Regions from separate parts of the Homo sapiens genome. Here regions 2 and 3 are each linked to region 1. A link is a contact called in ENCODE Hi-C or POLR2A ChIA-PET data. All regions are on one chromosome and are shown on one strand. The core of a region is the stretch at or near the end of the contact, and the rest is flanking DNA. Distances in the headings are between cores, read along the strand shown. Region 1 holds the start of SYDE2 (synapse defective Rho GTPase homolog 2). Region 2 holds the start of SAMD13 (sterile alpha motif domain containing 13). Region 3 has its middle 38 kb from the start of DNASE2B.

Region 1 (5,114 bases), core at 1,067-3,566:
ATCACATGGTAAGTGTTTTAGCTCTGTGACAAAAGGGTGAAAAATATTTGACTATTTTTTGTTATGGCTGAAATTCAACTATGGTACCAAGAGTTAAAACTAAGCCAAAGGGGGGGAGGTAAAAATATTGTGGCAATAAAATATAATAAATGATTACAAATTACTCCTGGAAATGCATGTTTAATATGAACTTAGTATAAAGTACACCTCTCAACAAAGAATTTACATTCTATTATCCTTTTGTTCAAGTGAAATGGAATATTTAACCTTGAGAATAAAATTTGACAGGTGTGTATTAGAGCCGTATAGACAGGAAAAAACTTTGCAAGTTGGCACACACTTTGAATGAATCATTTGATTTGTCTTCATTGTTTGATAAGAAGTTTTGTGAACTTTGTTTCTCCCCACTGTTGTGTGTTTATTGGTTAAACAAAGTTAATGTGTATAAATCCAGTCCTGTAGGATTTATAATTACTACCAGAGAAACCGCCAAGTACTGTGAATACCTTTTACATTTCAGGATTTAATGTTTTCCAAATTATTCCTGACTTATAAGTCTTTATGATCACTAAAAATTTTTATATGTAAGAGTATTCAAAAGACCATGTTGTTTTGGCTCACTTTGAAGATATTATACTCCTTTCAGGAAAGATATTTTGATATTTACAACATAATTGACTGGTTTCTAGAATTGATAACCTAAACCTTCAGTGATAGTTAAAAATCATGCACATACAAAATAGGGAGCTTAATCCTATTATAAGGATCAATATACTTTTTAAAAAACTAATTTACTTCTCTTATAAATAGGATTTAAGTTTGCAAATGACTGCTTTAAAAACAAAACTACCTGAGGAACATTTTTCTTTTGATTAAAATGTTAGTGTCCTTGATTTTTCACAATAAAAAGATTACTTTGTTGAGGTTTCTTTGTCGGGGGGAGGCAGGTGGAGAGATGGTGTATGTGAAATACTACCTGACTAAAAAATTCTACTTATGGTAGGGTTTTTTTTGTTTGATTTGTTTGGGTTTTTGGTTGTGTGTATGTATGCATGTGTGTGCGTGCCTGGGAGAGGCAAAAAAAAAAAGTTGTAATGAGTAAAATGACAGTTTATGAAGCCTATAAAATCTACCTTGAATCAAATTCAAATTTACAAACTCCACAAAAGTCTACGGATTTGCCTAGAGCTACAAAGAATAAAAATCAAGACAGTGCCGCCCATCTGTAAACCTACTAAAAGTGTGTTATACTTAACCTTTACTCCTTTAGGTAATACTTAGGGAATAGACACACTGGTTTTTCGAGAAGAAATCACAACCTCAATTCTTCATGCCATTGTCTGATTAAAAAGAAAAAAAAAAGCAAAACGAGTAAATGCATTACATTAAGTAACCCCGAAATTACTTTAAGCTGCCACTTACATGACACTTACTTTCGCCCGGTAACGTACCTGTCGCAAAAACATAACTTTTTCTTGGCTCTTAAGACAGAAGCCCAGTCGGTAAACAGTAAGGCTCGCGGTGCTAGCATTTTCATCGCAAAGTATCCTACCTGTCAGCGTAATTCTTTGGTCTGGAGGCACCGACAGGACACGGTTTTCACGCACTTTCAAAGCGCCCACATTTGGGGAGGCTGCCTGCGTTCCTGTGACTTTGGGAGCCGTCCCACGGGCACGACCCTTCATTCCCAGGGACAGCAGACGCCCTTTGTACATCCACTTCTGCAGCTTCTTGACTGTCACTGCCGGCGGCCTGAGGAAGGAGGGGCCTTCCTGGCGGTCTCCTTTGCCACTGCGTATCACAGAGGACCCCGCTGGATCCCTGAAAGGGCTTCCCGAGGAGCAGCCGTGGTCCTTGCAGCCTGGAGGCTGGAGGCCGGTGGGTGCAGCCGCCCGGGCGCGGTCCCCACTCCAGCCGTCCATCCTGCCTCCACGTGGCGGGGGCTCGTCCCAGTCCCGGTGCGCGCCGCACCTGATCCAGCTGTCGCTCGGCCACCGCTGGAAGGGAGGCGGCTTGGCACCCACCCGGAGGCTCTCGAGGCTTCTGCTGCAGGACGGCCGCATCCGAGGAGTCCGCAGCTGGCCTCCCCGCGGCTCCCTCTGAGGCGACCGGGGCGGGGACACCTGCTGCCGAGGGCGTCCGCCGCCTCCCCGCTCCCCGTCCCGGGGGCAGGCTCGGCGGTACGCGGCGCCGCGGGAAGGCGGCTGGCCCGGAGCCCGGGCTCCCGCGGGGAAGCTGTGATCCGCCAAGCCCCTGCCGCCCCGCCGCGCGCCCGAGTCAGGGGGCAGGTCGTGCATGGCCTGGATCAGCAGATAATAGGCCTCTCGCAACTGGGTCCGCAGCCTGCCTGTCTCCAGGCGGCCGCCCTCCGCCCCCAGGGAGGAGCCCGCCGCTGGGGGAGGCGGGGGACGCCGTTCCGCCTCCGCCCCCTCAGGCTCGGGCGCAGACTGCGAGCCGCCGGGCAGGTTTTCGTAGTAGTCGGCGTCGTAGTCGTCTTCGTCCTTGTCGTCTTCCTCCTCCTCTCCGCTGTCCTCGGAGCCCTCCGGGGAGTGCGGAGGGGCGTGAGCGAGCCCATGGCTCTGGGGGGCGGCCTCCTGCCCGCCGCGCGGCCGAGGCCCGAGCGCCCCCAACTGCTCCGGGTGCCCTCCGGGGACCCGCGCCCCGGGACCCCACGCCTCAGGTGACGGCGAGGGCTGCTGTAGGCTCCGCCCGTGTCCCCCGGCGTGCTCACGTGGGAGGGTGTCTGCGGCACCCCAGGCGTCTCCCGCGGCTGCCGAAGAGGCCGCCACCGCAGCTGCGGCTGCCGCCCGGAGCCCTAGCCCCCCGGTGCCGCGGGGACCCCGCCTTCCCCGGAGCCTGGACAGCGTCCTCCTCAGAGGGTCCGCCATCCCCTCTGCCTTAGCCGCGAGGCTCACCCCCGCCAGGGGGAGAGGTCGGAGCCCCGCTGGGGAGAAAACCGCGCTCGCGGAGGCGGAGGCGGAGGCGGCGGCGGCTCCCCATGACCGGCGCTGGCCCTCGCCGGCTCCTCACATACTTGGCATAACTCTGCCGCGGGAAGGCGTGGGGGAGGGCGGTGGCGCCGCAACGCGCATGCCCCGGAGCCCCGGGCCGCGACGGGGCGCGCGGGCCGGGGGCGGCAGAGGTGGGTTCTCGGGGTGGGCGAGTGGTGCAGGTGGAGGCGGAGGGCGCGGGCCGGTAGGTTGAGTAGTAGGTCGGCTGAAGCTGACCGACGGAAGCAGGGGTGGGCGCACAGAGCGCGAAGGGTGCGGGGAGAGTTGAGGCAGGGGAAAGAAGAACGAGCAGGAACGTGAGTTTGGGCTGGTGGCTGCAAAGTTTTGGTTAGGGAGCCCGAGAAAGGGAAAGTGCCCTCCTGGCTGTCACCCCAGCACCTTCACCGCCACCGCTGCACGAGGTGTGTCTTAGGCACAGCAAGTCCTAGCTTGAGAGAAAACAAAGATTGTTTTGACGGACAAAGTACGAGTGCAGGTGTATCTCGGTGCATGTGTTCTAGAAATGTATCAATCATTTTAATCGCCCAGAGAGCTAGCTAGCTAAAAGAAATTTGCAGCGATTCCTTTTCTATAAGAGTTCTTTTATCAAAAACAAAACAAAACCCACCCACCGATGTCTCTTTTAAGTCTGTTTTTCCTTCTTTATTTCAGTTAATGCATGCTAACAAAATTATTACATCAGCCAAAACTTGTAAAATGGAGCCACAAATATTATGTCCCTCATCACCCTACCTACAAGATTATCATACAGGTTTGCAGCTTTCTAATATAAAAAAGTTAACACTTCATTTTAATTTAAATAGTGAGTTGAGAAGCAATTGAATTGAAGTTGAGACACAGTGTAATCTAGAAATACCGGCTGTCTCCCAAAAACGTTAAATTCCAGGTTCTGGGCAGCAGTTGCAAACTCAAGTACCCCTCGTTGCCAGAGATTAATTGATTCAGTGACTGATAAGAATCAGTCGTGCTATCATCCCTGATTTGAGTTACTTTTTTTAGTGTTTACATAGTAGAAAGGGCCTTTTTCTGAGTTACTCATAAATATGCTGACACCTAGCACAGTGCGTGCACTTAGTAGATACTCAAATACTTAAGAAAATATTTGTTGAATAAATAAATGTTTGCATTACTGAATAAAATGAAATAATTTTGCCCTAATTTACCTTATTTGCAACTGCAGTATATTTTCCTATGTCAGTTGTTTTCTTGTTGTCCAGTGGCTCCAATCTCTGAATGTGCTTTGACTATACTACCTTTATTAGTACCTAGTCTCTGCTTTCTGGAATAATTGTTACCTGCATCTGAGATTTGCAGATAAGAGAGAATATTTGCAGAAATCTTACCCACTCTCTAAAACTCTGCTCTAGGCCAGGCGGGGTGGCTCATGCCTGTAATCTTAGCACTTTGAGAGGCTGAGATGGGCAGATTGCTTGAGCCCAGGAGTTCAAGACCAGCCTGGACAACATGGCACAACCTGGTCTCTACGAGGAACAAAAACAAACAAAAAAAAAAACACAAAAAAAATTGGCTAGATGTGGTGGTGTGCACCTGTAGTCCTAGCTACTCTAGAGGCCGCGGTGGGAGGATCACTTGAGCCTGTGAGGCTGAAGCTGCAATGAACCGAGATCATGACACTTCATTCCAACCTGGATGACTGAGGGAGATTCTGTCTCAAAATAATAAGAATAAAATAATAAAACTCAGCTCAACTGCCTTCTTGTTTATGAAGTCATCTCTGATCTCCCAGACGGGAACTCAAGTTCTAAACTTCAATATTACTTTATTCCCACCCATAGTATAGTTACTGTTTTTTGTTTTATACAGTTTGTATACATGTCCTTTCTCCTTTACAAGAAAATTCATAAACTCCCTAAGGGCAGAAACTGTTTATAATTGACCTTTATATTCTCCACAGGAGTATAACTTTAGCATCTTATATATTGTGCATGATGAATAAACATTTTTGAATTAATATCAATTTTAATTTAGAGAGAACAAGTGGCTTTAATTCCAGTCTATTGCCTAACTCTCCACTAGACCATGCTATATTAGTGTTGTTTTAAAATTCTTTCTGCGATGAGTAAGAGACACAGTTTGTTAAAT
Region 2 (5,114 bases), core at 1,477-3,976, 900 kb before region 1:
GTCGCCAGTGCCACAGAGAGTCGTGTGGCTCTGGGCCGGCGCTGCTGGTCCAAGAGGCAGCCTGGCGTCTTCTGCCCCTACCGTCCCCTTCTCAGGCCAGTTCTCACTTGCCCCTGAGACGCCATTCCCGGCTCGGTGAGGTCGGCCCTGCCCTCGGGCGACTTCAGGCTGGCTGCACCGGGGGTCGGATCCCGGGAGGCAGGGCCGGCGGCTCCTTTGGGACCGCGCTGGCTCCCTAGGCGAGTCCTTTCTGCCTGGGGGACGAATGCTGATCTAGAAAAGAAGCCAATCAAAGTCAACAGCTTCCCGCCCTTCCTAACCGCCTCCCCTCTCCCTATCTGAGCGCATTCCCAAGTGGGTCGACAGTTCTGCTCCAGAATACTGACACCAAAGTTATTTCAGCATATAATTTGGAGATTTCAGGATCTCTAAAGTTATTTCAGCATATCCCATAATGTGCTGGATCGGAAGGTCTTGTTTGGTTGCCTCTCCCCCTCACCCCCACACACCACATACACACACACCCCCACATACGTACCACACCCACACACAAAGTACACCACATAGTGCACACATCACACTCACATACTTTATGCTACATACTACACACACAACTTTTTATCAGCAGAGGATTGATGGCAAACAGTTTGTTGGAGGGAGTGTGTGAGTACTAGTGTATATATATATATATATATTTATTTATTTATTTATTTATATTCACAAGTGTCAGTTTACTACCAAAGTTAGAAACTAGCTGGTAAGTGAAACCTGTTGTCATAATTTAGAGTGTCTTTGTGGCTCACTTTTTATAAAACGGGATTAACTTCCTACAACACTTTCTGAAACTTTACTCTTGTGTAACAGGCAAACTTTTGATCACAGCAGGCCAGATGGGAGGGGATGTCCCTTTGTATATGCAGGAAGAGATGCTTGGAAAAACTTCACAGAATCCTTTCTCCTGTGGCTGTGTCTAAGGAAGAGCTGGGTGTAACTACAGTTTCTTTGCCTTTTCCCCGTCAAGAGTGGAGAGCTGAACATGCTTTTGTTCTGAGCAGCACTGTCAGGACAACCCCAGCTCCCCAAGACACAGAACTCCCAGTCCAACTCGCTTCCAATTTGGATTTACTGGGAGAATAGTTCAGGAATTTCAGATCAAGTCCAAAAGCGTTAAGGAATCTGTTAGTGAAAGAGCTCTTTATCTACATAAAAGTCCATCATTTTGAGATCAGCACTGGTGAAAGATCCACATGCCTGACCCATGCTCAAAAAATACTGCTCAAAAATATTTAATTGGTTCCTAGATTACTATTGTTTGCCTTTTCAAGGGAGCAATGGCAAATATTTGAAATCTTTCTTGGCACTGATCTTCAAGGAAGTCAAAAATTTCTAATATAATTCCTGGAATAAGTAAAGAACAAATTTTTTGACCTTGAAATTCAGGTTCCAAATTTAGATCAAAGGTAATCTCCTAATGTCCTAAAAGATTATTTTTAAAAAGGGAAGCAGGCAGCTTTTTCCTCAGATTCTACCTGAATTCTACAGGATATTACAGCAAGTGATAACTTTTTCCAGGATCTTTCTGGGGAACCTGTGTTCTGTGCCCTGTCTTGAGTGGTTTTGTTGACCATCTTGACCTAAAAGTGTCCAAATGTTGATTGATGTTTATTTCAATGAAGAGGCAACCATGTATGTTTTCTGTGTATGTGCAGAACATTAATGGGATGAGATTATTCTCCTGGAAAAGTGGTTTAAGCCAAGCAAGGGAACTGTGAGAATGACCAGGGTAACTTAAACAAAAGATCTTGCCCAGCCTCTCTGCTCCACCTCCCAGTTTTCTGATTTGGTATTTAGGATGATGGCGGGAGAGACTATGAATTTTGGGGTGGGCATAATGTCTTTCTATTCATATGTAACTAATATAGTACCGGGTACTCATAGATTGTAAGTGTTGGTTAAATTTCTTGAATTATGCTTTTTGTCCAACTGGGATAAACAGTTAAAATTAAACCTCCCAGAACTAATTGTTTTCGTTTTGTAGAATAAGGTTTTGTTTGTTTCAGTTTGAATTTTTGCTGGCTTCATTTGGCAGGATAAATGCCAAAATAAAAGAATGTGGGCGTTTTCAGGAGATCTGGTCATCTATTTTGCATCCTTTCCGAAATATGTTACTTCCTGCATAATGAAGTAAAAGGATTTGCTGCTGGGCAGTGCTTTCCTTATTCTCACAAAGAGATTACTTAAAAGCCAGCCCTGGGAACTTTGTCCATGAATCTCTATTAGGAAAAAAAGAGTAACATGGGACTGCAGCTTCCGAGTGTTCTCTGGTTATAGCCCATAAGCACTGGCTTCTCACTCTTATTTTTCCCTCTGGGGAGAAAAGGAAATAGTTTGAAACATGACATTCATGCTCAGAACAACAGCTAAGACCTATCATGCAGCAACAATGAAGGGGAGGGAGAAAATAAGAAGCTATTGAGACAGCTTGTTTTTCTTTGTACAAGACAGGTGCAGGGAGAATTCTGCAGGTTTTGGACTCCTTACTCATTTCTTGCACTAATTGTGCTGAAGGTAGTTAGCAAAAGTGAACAGGCACACTGTAGCTTTAAAAAGTCAGCCATGAACCAGAAGGCAGTTGGTGCAGCTTGTGTGTGATTCCTAACGTCATGTTGGCTGAGAGCCAGCCTGGTTTTATTTCACTGTGTCAAATTGTACCTCCTTATTGAATTCCTTTGCCAGCCTACTTTGTGAAAGAAAACATTGGGGTTTCTTTGGCTGTTCTTGATAAGCCTATAAAAAATGATATTTTTTAGTTGCTTATAGGTAGGTTTTCTTTTTACTCTTCCACAGAAAAGAAAATAATAGTAATAATAATAAGACAATGTAGTGTGGTGTTGCAGAGTATCATTGTGAGTGTTTTGTTTTGTTTTCTGAGATGCTTAGAAAATGGTGAATGTGTAACAGTTTCCAACTGAAGTGAAATCATATTCTGTTAGCATGGAGCAGCAGCACTATCTTCCTGTCTACTCTCTAACGGTGTGTGAATGTATGCTAATATCTATATATATATATTAAATGTTGGATTTCTCTATCAATGATCTAAGTGGTTTGCAGCTGGAAGTTTGTGTGTATGTGTGTGTTTCAGGAGTGAAAATTATCCCACACTTACAGTGTTATTTGTTAATCATCTACTTCTCTAACAGTGATAAAATCTTGCGAATATACTAAATGATGCACTTGCCATGTCAGAGTAATCCCTAGAGAAGGAGTGCCGAAGTATAAAGTGATTTGAGTGGAAATGTATTTAATTTATGGCTTCAGCTGAATAAGAGCAAACACGTTTCGGGACTGTTTCTTCCTTTTTTTTTTTTTTTTTTCTTAAAGCAGTTTTGTTCGTAGCTTTTTCATTTTGCTAATTGCATATTAATTGTGGAAGGCTTTTAATTTTCCACAGCCCTCATCCTACTAAACAAAAAGACAGAGTGATGGATGCTACAATATCTCCTTAAATGTTTTGATGATTTTTCATAAATCTAATGAGTTACCTACTCTTTCTTACACATACACACACACACACACACACACACACACACACACACCAGCACCACCTTTCTGTGCTAAGGGCTATCTGGCATTTTTTGTGAGCTTCCTGCTTTACCACAGCATGGCCATCTCACAGACGGGTTTTTGAGGCTTTCGTTGAGAATGTGAGGTAGGGGAATACTTGCTGACAAAAGCTTTAAGTGTCCTTCTGCATTGCAATGAAAAAATCTAGGAGCAAGGGGGAGTGGACAAAAAAAAAACCAAACACAATAAGAAAAAACAAATCAAAGCCCATAATGGGAGGGGGGCAGGAAAAGGGGGATTGTTTTTCTCTACTTTGACTCATTTATGAGTTGCAGTGTCTTAAGTGAGAGCTAGGCACCCAGAAGAAGCTGTGCCAGTTCACACAGCACTTGTTTTCAACGAGGATTCAATTTCATTTGCAAATGCTTATTGTCAAGGCAGGGAGTGCCAGTACAGATGAAAGCACCCCAATCCGTCTCCTCCAGTTCTTTAGGTTTAATCACATCTCTCCAATCGCCGAGGGAACTGGAGATTTAAACAAACATACGTGAACTGGTGTGAAGCTGTAAAAGGGACCATTATGTTTCCGATTCAGAATATATATTCTTCTCTCACTTTCTAAGAATTAAACACAAGCTTTTCTCCCTTATTGATTAGTTGCTGAAGTAAAGGAACCCTGCAGCCTTCCCATGCTATCTGTTGACATGGAAAACAAGGAAAATGGCTCTGTCGGTGTAAAAAAGTAAGTGAAGCTGGCTTCTGAGTTCTGCTTCTGCAAACAACAGAGGGACTTAGTTTCTATTTTCGTACTTCTTGCTTATCTACTACAATACACAGTTTGGGGGTCGCCTTGGTTTGTCTACACTGGCCAGCAGCCTCCCTTCTCCCCCCTACCCCAGTTACCTTTTTCTGTATTGCATTTCTAAGACAGAGATGACTCAGACATCAAAATATATATGAAAGGTTTGTGTATCAGGCTTTGGAACAAGGATGGTTGAGGATTTCAGCCCTGCATTCTGTATATTGAAACAAAAACTCCAAGCAGAGACTCTTCCATAGACAACACAGAATGGGGGCAGAAAATAGAGTTCAAATTTTTTTTTTGAAATACAATCACCTCTAACTCTGAAAACTAAGAGCTATAGTGCAGGAAGGGAAAAAGCTTCAGTAAGAATATAGTTTAACAACTCCTCCGTCCTAATTTTATGAACTGTTTAATGAATGTGAAACATTTCTGTGCATACATGGTGTTTATTTTAAAGTCTGTTCTCACATTTGAAACTTGTGTTTATATGTGTCATGTAAGAGTTATATATTTGATTATTTTAAATGGGAAAATTCAATTGCACATGTAACATAATATTTTGATATTTATGAGTATATGAAAAATGTATATTCTCACTTAGGAGTTATAGCAAAGCAATAAGTACTTTGATTACAAGGAGAAAGTGAGTTCCAAGAGGGAGTTATCTGTTTCATTTCTTTCCATATCATTTAGTTTAAAATTGCCGTCAACTTGAGCTTTGGAGGAAACTAATTAAATATAATCC
Region 3 (5,114 bases), core at 1,832-4,331, 760 kb before region 1:
TACAGGTGTGCACCACCAGGCCCAGCTAATTTTTGTATTTTTAGTAGAGGCAGGGTTTCACCACGTTGGCCAGGCTTGTCTTGAACTCCTCACCTCAAGTCATCCACCCACCTTAGCCTCCCAAAGTGCTGAGATTACAGGCATGAGCCACCGCGCCCAGCCTGTTTTTTCTAACTCAGGGTGGGCCTGGTGACTCAGATCCTTCTCACCTTACTAATTATTTTGGGATGCCACTGAATTTTTGTAAAGGCCCAGGACAGGAAATTGCTTATAATATTAACTAGTGACTTTTACTAAGCACTAGTTACTTGTAATGAAGGAAAAGGAGAAAGAGAGAGAATTCCACAGAGGTCTTAAGTGTCTTGCACCTCAGGTTTTATTGAATGCATCTAACATTAAAGCTGAGAAGTGGTAGGAGTGGCCTGGTCAGCTTGTGGTGGGGCAGGTGAGCCCCACCGAATGTGAGGTGCCTGCAATTTATCCAGTTAGCTATTAGCAGAGGGAGTAGAGTTCAGGAGAAAGACTGGGGCATGGAGTTACCAATTTTTAAGTCATCAACCTATATGTTACAGTTGAAATCATGAGTATGCATGAGATCATCCTAAGAAAGAATGTAGAAAATGAAAAGACGATTGAGCATAGAAACTTGGGGAACATCACCAGCACTTGAAGAATAGGCAGAAGAGGAACCATTAATGGAAAAGTGAAACAGAAAGCTTAGAGATTTTGGAGAAAAACTAAGAGAAATTATTATTGGATTGAAGTCAAAGGAGAAGAAAATTTCAAGAAAGAAGTCAACAGTGTTAAAAACCAAAGACATGCCAAGAAGGATGAGAACTTCAAGAAACCACTGGCTTTGTTAAGAGGACCCTGGTCACCCCAAGAGAGTTTCAGTATGGTAGTGTGAAAATTGGGTGAAAGCCCAATTTTAGTGGCTCTTTAAATGATAAATGAGAAAGTGAAAGTAATGAGGACAAACGACACAATGAAGACATTTGGCAATAATCAAGAGAAGCAAGGTAGCACCCCGATGAGAGACTGACTGACTTGAACATGTTTGAAGGTTAATGAGGAAGAGCCAATGAAGAGGGAGAGACAAACAAGAGAAGAAATTATTGGTTCTACCAGATTCAAGAGAAGCTGGGAGGGAGGAAAGGAACAAGAGCACTAATTGAGTTTGGAAAAGAGTAAGAATACATTTTCTTCTTGGACAACTAGGAAGTAGGAAAGGAGGTACACGTGACTTTTGAATGGTGGAGGATGATTTTAGGAAGATAGCATGGAGATGAGGGCAAAGAGAGACAAAGATTGCATGCTACAGCAGTTGTTATTGAAGGAAAGGAAGATCAAACCAACTAAAAATGTGTAAAAGCTTCTCGAGGCAGTATAAAGGGAACAGTAAAACAAGAAATATAAAACTAAAAGAGATGAACATTGGTGTGGTTGAGCACTTTTCTCCAGCAGCAACAGGTAAACCAAAGGTGAGAGAAAAAAAAAACTAGTAATTGGGTAGATTCAGAGTTATAGATTGCCATGGCCAATGGAGCAGACAAAAGAGCAGTATCCTGGTGAGATGGCAGCAGTGAATGTTTGGCTGTGGCATACAGGAGGAACATGAAAGGAAATAAAGTCATCATGGAGAGAAAGGATGGGCTGAAGGGGGAAGGGTGAGGTTGACAGTTTTTGACACTAAGATGGGATCCAGAGAACAGAGAGGCTGAAGGGACTGAAATGCTGATTCAATGGGAGACTGAAAGAGCTGAAGTCTGGAAGGGGTTTTGAGAATTCAGGATGGCTAGGAAGGCCTATAGGTTGCTGAAGGGGATGTTCAGGAGCACTCTGAGGCAGAGTGAATAAAGAGCCTGATGCCCTAACCCTTGTAGAATGTGGGAAGATGAACCTAAATATCAGGTTACAATGACTGTAAGAGGGGAATAGGCTCCAATTTTTTAAGCCCCTACTATGTACCTGGCATACTGTGGGAGTAATCGGCACATTAACTCATTCAATTCTCATTTATTTGTTGCCCCCACGTGAGAAGTCAGTATTATTCCCATTTTACAGAAGATGAAACTGAAGCTCAGAAAGATTAAGTTATTCTTTTCCCAAGGTCACTCAGCTAGTAAATGACAAAGGTAGAATGATAATGTTCCCCAGGCTGTAAGCTCCATACTGTGTAGTTCAGTCTTGTGTCCTTAGCAGCAAACAATGCCAAGCACATTTTAGGAGCCTAAAAAATTTTTCAAGAAAGAAAGGGAAGAAGGAAGAAAAATAAATCATAAATTATTGACAAAAAAAATGAATAGAGGAAGGAAGGAAGGACTTGACAGCCCACATGCTTTCTTCTATATTCCCTTGCCTTCTCAAAATATATGGTCTAACAGGATGGCAAAATTTAATTACCAGCTGTAAAACATGAAGAAGTCCTCCAATTGCTCCCTTCTTCTTCCCCCACCATTCACATAGATTTTATTTTTAAATCAGAGCCTAAGCTAAATTAAGATTTCTACATCAAGCCTTCCTGGTTATCTTCTATCTGTCCTAAATTGTCATATGGAGCACGTAAATAAAACAATCTGTTCTTCTCTAACATGGACCTTTCCAGAAACTATCACAACTACCAGTTTCATGCCAATCCTCCCTCTGCTTCCACTAAAGTAATGCAAATGCATCTAGATGTCTCTGAGGACAGAAACAATTGATATGAAAGAAAATTCAGCTGGATTTTGCTGGTCAAAAGCTGAAGTGAGAACAAGAAATGTTTTGTGTCTTTGCAGACTCCCAGGGAAGTGCTTTCTCACCACAGTCGCTGGAAGGGAGAACATTTTCACAAGTCTCTATTTTTGCTAAATATTTTTAAGAGTGTAATGTTATAATAAGAGAAAACTTAGCACTTGTGTACAGGCTCTTGGAATATTTTCAAGGACCCTCGTCAACCAAACCTAGCCTCATGACACTCACTGCTGCAAAGTGTTGTTAAGCCTGTGACTGGCAGGGAGCTGGCGTGAGACCCTCTAAGTAGGTTGGAGGCAGGCAGACAATAGTCTCAAGTTCATGAGAACAGAGATCAGACCTCCAAGGGGAAGGAGGAAGTACAAAGTGAAACTCTTTGGCAATCTTCATCTAGCAAATCAGGCAGTTTTCGGAGGTCTTCTGTAGAGTACTATGTTGATGGCATGTGTAGGCTGTTCTGGGAATTCAGAGGTGAGAAGTTGAAGGACAGTGGGGACACACTGCCCCTCCATCCAGCACAGCTCCACTCTTACTTGTTTTATAAACTAGATATCCAAATAAGGTTTCTTTTAAGCAAAGATCATGCTAATTAAACAAAACAAACAAACAAAAAAAACACAGATAAGCTCCAACGTTCTTTCTAGTTCTAAAAATATGCTATGATCATAATTCTATGAAGCAGCTACCCTAAAGGTGGAACGCTGATATTTGCCATGGTTTAAGGAGATCCATAAAGATCTGTTTGTTCAAAAATCTATCCTGTAAAATTCTAGATGGAGGATTGAAGAAGGGAAGGTGGCTAGGAGAGACCCAGAGTGCTCTTGGGATGAAGGGGGTCTGTCAAGTGATCCTGAGGGAACTCAAGGAGTCAAAGGGCAGTGTGGGGGGCCCTGAGGGCCTGTAAAGGAGAAGGGCCTTGAACAAGACTATGGAGTGCTTAGGAAAATTCCACACTGCAACTAAAACTGGCCCTAAACCCAGAGTAGGCAAAAAGCTAGGATTCTTTCTGGTATCAAGGGAAACATAATTAAGGAAACACAGGTGATAATCCTTCCTAGAATTGACAGAGCTATTCCTCAAGGTCTGAATACTGGGTTTGTGTCAAACTAACAAGCTTGGCTAATGAGAGGGAATTAGCATCTATAATAAGACAAGGTGAAATAAATGTTTAAGAACTTTGGAAATGGATGGGAAGTAGAAGGATAAATGAAAATAGATCCTTGTCTATTCTAAGCCTGAGGAAGAGATAAGACAGTGATACTCAAATCCATGGTCAATAAAGAAAAGGTGATGTTCTACACATATTTGTAATATTTTATGTAGCTAGGATTCATTTTTAGTTTATGGCTAATAACACCTAAGGACAGTTGCTATTAGTAGAAAAGTATAAATGGGAGGCAATCTATACATTCACTAGGCTATTTCTTTTGACTCTTGAAAATCTTCATCCTCCCACAGCAGCCTGCATGTAGTAAGTGTTCAACAGATGTATGTTGAATGAACAAATAATGAAAGATTTTTGTGAGTATCAAGCCATGGGATAGAGTCTCTTGGCGGTGGGTGGTGGGGGAAGGTGGATCCTTGGGAGCTCTCATCTCAGTGTTAGTGGAAGATCTTCAACACTATTACAGATTTTAAGACTCTAATGATACCTGTGTGGAAAGGTGCCATAAGGAATCTCTGCAAATTAAAAAATATGCTAAACCTCTTACAGTATATATAGAAACAGCAGTCTGCTGTCAGGGACTAGTTTGGGGAGTAATAATGTTAAAGTTTTCCAAGCATTAATTACAAAAAATAAAGTGAATTCAGTATGATAGCAATGCAGTGCAGTCGAGTGCATTTAATATAATTCTAGGAAAACACAAACAGTGCAATGTAAATAAAGATTTTTCTGGAAAGTAGGACTGGTGCGAAAGCTGGTGTAAGTTTCACACCAGCTGTGTGACTGGTGTGAGTTTCTATATATAAAAGTAAAGAAAGCATCTTTTAACATTGTTTCTTGTCAACAGATCTTCCTAGTTGAAATCGTGTGAACCTACATTAATAGTCAGGAACAAACTGCTCTTTTCCATCTAAATGTCCTAAATTCATTCTACATGTCACAATTTCGTAACATGGGATGTTTTTAAAAACACATAATATTAATTAGAATCATGATTGTATTTCTATTCCCAAATCTGATCACTTGTTTTTTAAATAAAAATCTCCTTGATGACTACTATTCAGCCAATGGTTCAATTTCTAGAAAGGATTCCCTACTTTGTGTTCAACTTTTTTACTATATGGTAACTCATTATTAATAACAAACCTTAATCATGACAAATACCCCTGGAAATTAGTAACAAATTCTCAGTTCATGAGGGCATGCATATTCCAGA

Evidence for each region. A loop is a pair of places that touch in the nucleus more often than their neighbours do. ChIA-PET counts read pairs that join two places held with the same protein, here RNA polymerase II (POLR2A). Pooled maps may share reads with other maps.
Region 2: a loop to region 1 is called in a map of naive thymus-derived CD4-positive, alpha-beta T cell, with 5 times the contacts of the local background. The contact joins the promoter of SAMD13 here to the promoter of SYDE2 in region 1. A Hi-C loop is called at or near these places in 1 of 168 maps with a recorded cell type or tissue (naive thymus-derived CD4-positive, alpha-beta T cell) and 6 of 50 pooled maps. POLR2A ChIA-PET finds 5 or more read pairs at or near these places in 1 of 52 experiments (WTC11).
Region 3: a loop to region 1 is called in a map of naive thymus-derived CD4-positive, alpha-beta T cell, with 9 times the contacts of the local background. The contact joins the enhancer-like site here to the promoter of SYDE2 in region 1. A Hi-C loop is called at or near these places in 1 of 168 maps with a recorded cell type or tissue (naive thymus-derived CD4-positive, alpha-beta T cell) and 5 of 50 pooled maps. POLR2A ChIA-PET finds 5 or more read pairs at or near these places in 3 of 52 experiments (OCI-LY7, activated CD4-positive, alpha-beta T cell and activated T-cell).

The regions. Positions count from the first base shown.
Region 1 is chr1:85,198,700-85,203,813 of GRCh38, forward strand. It overlaps SYDE2 (synapse defective Rho GTPase homolog 2), which reads right to left and starts at 2,317. Exons shown (of 7, transcript NM_032184.2): 1 at 1,553-2,317. The coding sequence starts at 2,297. LOC124904207 (a long non-coding RNA gene) reads right to left here and starts at 1,543. Exons shown (of 2, transcript XR_007066199.1): 1 at 1,452-1,543; 2 at 1-1,340. RefSeq lists an enhancer at 1,432-2,043 and a silencer at 2,056-3,205.
Region 2 is chr1:84,298,982-84,304,095 of GRCh38, forward strand. It overlaps SAMD13 (sterile alpha motif domain containing 13), which reads left to right and starts at 2,727. Exons shown (of 4, transcript NM_001134663.2): 1 at 2,727-2,820; 2 at 4,222-4,306. The coding sequence starts at 4,254.
Region 3 is chr1:84,434,395-84,439,508 of GRCh38, forward strand. No RefSeq gene overlaps it. Among named protein-coding and RNA genes, the nearest start is that of DNASE2B, 38 kb to the left of the region's middle. Within about 2 kb of position 3,082, at least 5 of the 41 ENCODE cell types and tissues checked have a DNase peak (open chromatin) inside an H3K27ac peak, as active enhancers do.